2 separate regions of the Homo sapiens genome follow, and region 1 is linked to region 2. The links are chromatin contacts, found by Hi-C or POLR2A ChIA-PET in ENCODE. All regions are on one chromosome and are shown on one strand. The core of a region is the stretch at or near the end of the contact, and the rest is flanking DNA. Distances in the headings are between cores, read along the strand shown. Region 1 overlaps DGKD (diacylglycerol kinase delta). Region 2 overlaps GIGYF2 (GRB10 interacting GYF protein 2).

Evidence for each region. Hi-C counts contacts between places; a loop is a spot of excess contacts on that map. ChIA-PET counts read pairs that join two places held with the same protein, here RNA polymerase II (POLR2A). Pooled maps may share reads with other maps.
Region 1: a loop to region 2 is called in a pooled map, with 2.6 times the contacts of the local background. The contact joins two enhancer-like sites. A Hi-C loop is called at or near these places in 6 of 50 pooled maps. POLR2A ChIA-PET finds 5 or more read pairs at or near these places in 2 of 52 experiments (B cell and H1).

Annotation. Positions count from the first base shown.
Region 1 is chr2:233,397,489-233,400,883 of GRCh38, reverse strand. All of the region lies in intron 3 of DGKD (diacylglycerol kinase delta), which reads right to left. Among named protein-coding and RNA genes, the nearest start is that of DGKD, 45 kb to the right of the region's middle. RefSeq lists an enhancer at 1,379-1,884. Within about 2 kb of position 1,368, at least 4 of the 41 ENCODE cell types and tissues checked have a DNase peak (open chromatin) inside an H3K27ac peak, as active enhancers do.
Region 2 is chr2:232,851,756-232,855,559 of GRCh38, reverse strand. The region is part of intron 28 of GIGYF2 (GRB10 interacting GYF protein 2); the gene reads right to left. Among named protein-coding and RNA genes, the nearest start is that of SNORC, 17 kb to the left of the region's middle. Within about 2 kb of position 1,284, at least 5 of the 41 ENCODE cell types and tissues checked have a DNase peak (open chromatin) inside an H3K27ac peak, as active enhancers do.

The DNA.
Region 1 (3,395 bases), core at 119-2,618, 550 kb before region 2:
GGCAACTGAACATGTAGCATCAGGAGGCCACACACACTCAGCTGCAACAACTGAGGAAGGATCAGCCTTTCCACGGGCCTCCTGGGCAGTCCAGGCCTGTCGAGCTCTAGCTCTCCGGGAACAGCAGCTCAGGCCTTGCCCTCCAGCTGTGCAAGCAGCCCTGCCCATGAGAGGTGACCAGGGCTACCCGAGAGAGCTCAGGGAGCTCAGGTCTGCACACTCCACCACCCACTGAGGGAGTCAAATGTGTGCTTCATAAAACCAGCACCCGAGATGGACTCAAACTATATCCCACCCACATCCTGCCCAAGGTAGGGGGCACGGAAGGAGAGCCGTGAGAGGAGAGGCAGTTAGGAAGTGGCACCCCCACAAATGGGAGAGGCCATGCCAGCAGGTGGCCAGGGAGGCCCAGGCCAGGACAGCATGAGGCGTCTCAGACAGGGCAGTGGGCACTGGGTGTGAAGGGCAAAGGGCCCTGTGGGAGTGGAAATGGCCACCCTGCATCACCACTCTCTCCTAGCTCCAGGCTCCCTGCCCTCCGAGGGACCTGGCCAGGGCTCAGGCCTTGACTGCCTCCCGCTGTCCTGTAGACAAAGCCTGGCTATGGGGAGCACCCACGCCCACTTCGGGTGATGAGCCCTCTTCCTACTTAGTCTAGAAAATCTTTGCTAAATTGAATTTAGCTCTGATTCTGCCTCCTTCACAAGGGACACAGACTCTGACACCAGCCACCATGAAGTCAGTCTCAAAGGGGACATTTCTAGAACTGGAAAGGCCAGCAATACCAAAACACTCTCAGTGAGGAGAAGAAACTGTGCATCTGGAGTCCTGCAGGGGTGCTGTGATCATGTCACTGTGTACAGCGCTGCTTTCTAGGAGGCATGCATCATGGCCAATGATACAGTATGTTCCTTCAACACTGTTATTAATATTTAATTCTCAGAGTCACCCAAAACAAATAAAAGTACCAACAACAGCAGAAGCATGGACCCTGCCCGCCTGCAGTGCATGGCTCTCCTCAGGCCCCATCTCTCACCTCCATAAGCACATCCAGGCTGTCCACATCCTCATGTTGGGGGAAAGGCCCCTCTGCACCCCTTCTCATCCACCTAGCCAACTCTTCCCTGCAGATCTCGCCTCCAGCAGCAGACAGACTCTTCTAACAAAAACCCAACTTTACCACCCTGCTTTAAAATCTTAATGGCTTCCCACAGCTCTGACAAAAAAGCCCAAACCCACCCCAGCCTGGAAAGCACTTCCTGCCTCAGAGGCTGCTCACCCAGCGCACCTCCCACGCCCACTCCCTCTGGCAAGAAACATCCCTTCCACCCCACAGCCACGTACCCCCTTCCCCCACCACAGGCAGGGAACCCCCATGCCCTGCCCAGAGAAGCAACCCACATCAGTTCCTCCCCAGCCCTGCCGTGGCTGCTGGGATGCACATGGACTGTGCCCTGCAGGAAGGAAGACCTGATCTTGCAGCCAGGCCCAGCATCTGGTCCCAGGAAGCTTCCTGCAGAGCCGAACAATGAGGGGCAGGGCCCAAATCATTCTGGAACTGGAGGTGACCAAGCCACTCTTCAACAAAGAGTTATGTGCACCTACTGTGTGCTGGGAACTTGGTGTAAAGCCATGAACAAAACAGACAAAAATCCTTGCTCTCATGTAGCATATATTATAAATAAATAAGACCAAATGGAATACAGGTAGGAATGACTCTCCAGGAGGGTCAGGGAGGGTGAGAATAAAGCCCACTGCTTTCATTCCTTTTTGCTGCATTTTGAAATTTCAAAAACTAAATGAGGCAATAAAAATTAATCCTTCATCAAAAGAGAACATGGGTTTAAAAATGATGAAAAACACTGACTTGGAGAAATAAGTAAATAAAAGCATAAAACTCGAATGGACCCTACAGTCTTGTAGTGTTCCACAGCTCTAGGCTGCTAAGGGAAGATGATAAAACTGGGCATGGTGGCTCACACCTGTAATCCTAGCACTTTGGGAGGCTGAAGCGGGCAGATCACTTGAGCTCAGGAGTTCAAGACCAGCCTGGCCAACATGGTGAAACCCATCTCTACTAAAAATACAAAAATTAGCCGGGTGTGGTGGCGGGAGCCTGTAATCCCAGCTACTCGGAAGGCTGAGGCACAAGAATCACTTGAACCCAGAAGGTGGAAGTTGCAGTGAGCTGAGATCGCATCACTGCACTCCAGCCTGGGCGACACAGTGAGACTGTCTCAAAAAAAGCAAACAAGCGTAGGACTTGAAGACAACAACTAAAATTACTATAACACAAAGTTTAATAAATCAGGGGAGAAATCCTAAGTCAATGAAAACATGTGAAAACCCAAGAGAAAATGGAGAAGATCAAAGGAAAATCTTTCCCTGGAGGGAATGACTTTGTTAAACAGAAAACTTTTAAAAAATATTTTACCTATTGGCCGGGCGCGGTGGCTCACACCTTTAATCCCAGCACTTTGGGAGGCTGAGGCCGGCGGATCACGAGGTCAGGAGATCGAGACCATCCTGGCTAACGCTGTGAAACCCCGTCTCTACTAAAAATACAAAAAAAAAATTAGTCGGGCGTGGTGGCGGCACCTGTACTCCCAGCCACTCAGGAGGCTGAGGCAGGAGAATGGCGTGAACCCGGGAGGCGGAGCTTGCAGTAAGCCAAGATCGCACCACTGCACTCCAGCCTGGGCAACAGAGCGAGACTCCATCTCAAAAAAAAAAAAATTTTACCTTTCAAACAAGAATAAGCCAGGATAAATACAAAGTATGCCAAAATCGGGGGTGGGGGGTGGGAGCTGGGAGGGGAGGTTGCAAGTAAATGTAGTAACAAACAATATAAAAACTTTGATAACTAGAACTAGGAAAAAAACCAACAAATTAAATAAAATAAGGCTAAAGAATGTGACAGACATGGAAGATAAAGAAGCCTCCCCCACCACCCCACAGCCCCTCTTCTGGACTCCTGAGCTCACTTAACCAGCCTGCTGCTGTACTCAGCAGAAGCCCTGACACCTTCATCTACTCCACCCCCTTCTGACCTGATCACTAGCCTGCCCACTGCCCCCTAGACACCTCCGCACTCTCCACTCCACTCTCTCCTAACAATCCTACAAACCTCCCTCCCCTTCCAGTTCACCCTCCACCCTACAGCCAGAGTAGAACTTTCTGACACCTGCAAATCTGAGAATTTCACCAAATAAAACTATTCAACAGCAGCCCAAGTCCTGAGGAGTAAGTCCCAAGCTCTGCCCTGGTCCCCTCTGGAGTCCTCTCACTCTGGCCTCTGCCAGCCACTCTGGTCCCCTCTGGTGTCCTCTCACTCTGCCCCCCCCCCCCAGCCACCCTGGTCCCCTCTGGTGTCCTCTCGCCTCGCTCTGGCCCCC
Region 2 (3,804 bases), core at 35-2,534:
TTTCCCACAGTAGACAGAGCAAGAAGATTAAAGTACTCTAACTCGATCTACTGTAAATATATCTGCAAAGGAAAAGATTTCAGTTAGCAATGTTTGATTAACCAAAAGGGAATTTGGCTTAGAAAAAGCAGTACTAGCATACCCATTGAAGGCAATAAGCAGTACTCACAAACACAACTGACAGCTGAAAACCTAATGCTGGCTGGGCACACTGGAGGCCGAGGTGGGTGGATTACTTGAGGCCAGGAGTTAGAGACCAGACTGGCCAACATGGCAAAAACCTGTCGCTACTCAAAATACAAAACATTAGCTGGGCGTGGCGCTGCACGCCTGTAATCCCAGCTACTCGGGAAGCTGAGGCACAAGAATTGCTTGAACCCAGGAGGCAGAGATTTTAGTGAGCTGAGATAACATCACTGCACTCCAGCCTGGGCAACAGAGTGAGACCTTGTCTCAAAAAAAAAAAAAAAAAAAAAAAAGAAAGAAAAAGAAAAAAAGAAAACCTAATGCCGAATGCCCAATGGTCACATGTATGTAATTTTTCCAAAACTTCTATAATTGGAGGTTGATAAAAATGATGAACAATGCCTCTTTAAACTGAGTGACTCCCCAAAAATGTTCCAGTTCTTCTACCTTGAATAAAATCCCAAACTGTTTTAGTTATTTGAATACCAAAAAGTAAACAGGCAATGTCCTTATTCTAAAAGCAGTTCTGTTAATATTAGCTGGGTTTTCTGCAGCCTCTTGTTTTTTCATGTTCAAGTTTTCAAATAAATACACATTTGAAATGTAACAGTAATAAACAAAAATGCCTTACATAAAATACCTTAATTAACTGACTCAAAAATATCATGATTCAAAAAAATAAACATGCCTATTTATTAACCAAAAAAGCTGTGGTACCAACTGCTTACAAGACCAAATATAGGGAGAGGCTAGGATTCCAAACCCCATCCTGAGTTTGACCCCATCAACTGTGTTCCAATAACCCACAAGTCTTTTTCTTCCCCCTTGAAAATAGTGACAGCCTTAGTGTTTATATATATATACATATATATGTATTTTTAAAGACAAGGTCTCACTCTGTCGCCCAGGCTGGAGTGCAGTGGTGTGATCTTGGCTCACTGCAACTTCCACCTCCCAGGCTGAAGCGATCCTCCCACCTCAGCCTCCCCAGTAGCTGGGACTATAAGCGGGTGCCACCACACCCAAGTAATTCTTGTAATTTTTGTAGAGACAAGGTTTTGGCATGTAGCCCAGGCTGGTCCCCAACTCCTGGATTCAAGCAATCCGCCCACGCTGGCCTCCCAAAGTGCTGGGATTACAGTCATGAGTCACCGTGCCTGACCCTAATGTTTATGTTTTTAAAGTAACAGTTAATTAGGCAAGTACAAGAACCTAAAGGCCAGTCTATGAAATAAAATACTACTTTATTCTGAGGCAGATTTTTCATTGACTTCACGTGTATCTTAAGAACAGATAAAATGTGATAAAAGGCAATAATGAACTATATGCAAAAGAAGTGGAAGTGTAATTTAAAAGCTAAATTAATTTTACTCATGCAAAGACAGGAAGGGAAAAGTCTGTGGCCAAAAAAAGTTGATTAATATGTTAATTATCAGTCTAGGCTTTTAGCAAACAGACATATTCTCATTTAACTGTCATTTAAAAAACCAGCAAGGTATGCATTCATCCTTTGGCTGAATGCCATTCTTTATCAAATTCAGCCATTTGATGTAAGGGAAAGTTCTGGGTACTGTGAAACCCAAGGCAACACAAACACGGATTCAATCCACTATGCCTGGCTCTAAAGATGACATTCTGTGAGGTTCAGAGCATAGTCTCACTCACATGAGTTCTTTAAGATTTGTGAGGTTGTTCTTACAAGGAAAGTCTGGGGAGAAACTGTATTGTGTGTTTATCACATCTGAGTGCAGGTTGCTGATTCACAATGACCACCTGAAGAGCTCTAAAAAAAGAGGAAGCCAGCCGGGCACGGTGGCTCACCCTTATAATCCCAGCACTTTGGCAGGCCAAGGCGGGCAGATCACGAGGTCAGGAGATCAAGACCATCCGGGCCAACATGGTGAAACCCCATCTCTACTAAAATACAAAAAGTAGCTGGCGTGGTGGCACGCACCTGTAGTCCCAGCACTCGGGAGGCTGAGGCAGGGGAAATCACTTGAACCCGGGAGGTGGAGGAAGCCTACTGAAGATAGGAGATACTGGAGAATATTGATAATTAAAATGAGGCTGTGGCCCCCTCTGCTGGTTTGTTTTAGAAGCAAAATTCTCTTTCCATCAGTGACTGCTTTTTCAACGAAGACTTCCCATTTTCCCATTTTATGCATGGGGAATGTGTAGCTAATGGATAGTTATTAATTTTTTCTCAGTATACAAATTATATGAAATATGTAAATTAAAAAGTAATAAATGAAAATGAAATAAGTATAGGACAAAAATGAGCAATTATGAGAGGAATTTCCAGAGTGAGGTTTAGGTGAGCAGTAATTTTCATAACCTCAGTGAGTATCCTCAATACTTTGTTCAACGTTTGTTTTTCTTCCCCTTCAAGGTATATGGATTCCTTAAACTCTACTCCTAGGATGACCTATCTCCCACACCCTTATAGTGAGGTTTTTAAAGTCCCTTCCTTTCTTAGATCTATAAATAGAAGATGAGATCCAAGGGAATATTTAAGTCCAAACGGTCTGACCTCATTTTCAGAGCAACCTTTTCCCTAACAGCCTATCCTCAAGTCCCAAAGCTTCTTAGCTAGAACCCACAGTTAGAATTTAAGGAATGTTTTAAAATCTATTCACCAATTTCATCCAAATTGGAAAAAATTTCAGGCTGCTCCATCCATCCTTATCAACTTTTGAGACAAGCAGAGGAAAACAGAATTGCACCAGATCTACAAGTTCCCAAACCCAGCTTTCAGGCACCAATTCTTTGTTATTATTATTTTTAAATAATATTTTAAACATTATTATTTTAAATTATTATTTTTTTGAGACGGAGTCTCACTCTGTCGCACAGGCTGGAGTGCAGTGGCGTGATCTCAGCTCACTGCAACCTCCGCCTCCTAGGCTGCTCAAGTGATTCTCCTGCCTCAGCTTCCCGAGTAGCTGGGATTATAGGCACCCACCACCACGCCCAGCTAATTTTGTATTTTTACTAGAGACGAGGTTTCACCATGTTGGCCAGGCTGGTCTCCAACTCCTGACCTCAAGCGATCCACCCGCCTCAGCCTCCCAAAGATCTGGGATTACAGGCGTGAGTCACCGCGTCTGGCTTCAGGCACCAATTCTAAAGGACAGTCCTAAAAGTTAGGTTTTACTGTCATGTTGTTTTCACCAGGGCTGGAAGGCTCTGAGGGAAAGAGAGAATCCTACCAAGGGTACAGTAAGGTTACCACCTGCCTCTCACTGTGCGGGGTCTCACGCTCTTCATGATGTCCCACAGACATTTCAAACTCAACCCAGTCAACACTCAATTCCCCTCAGCCTGTGCCATGTTCCACTGCTTATCATTTCACAGCAAATGGCAACACCATCCATCCATCCTGGTCCCCAAGCCTGAGACCTTTCCACTCTTCTTGTCCAGTTAATTCTATCCCCTACATTTCTGAAATCCATCTAACTCCTTTTCATCCCCACTACCAAAACCCTATTCCAAGTCACTGGTATCTTTTACCTAGTCTATACTGCAGCCTCCTCACTGTTCTGCCCTCCTGACAGGACAACAACCGGAACTTCCATCCTTGCGAATGTATTCTATTGCAGACAACATGGTTTTATAGCC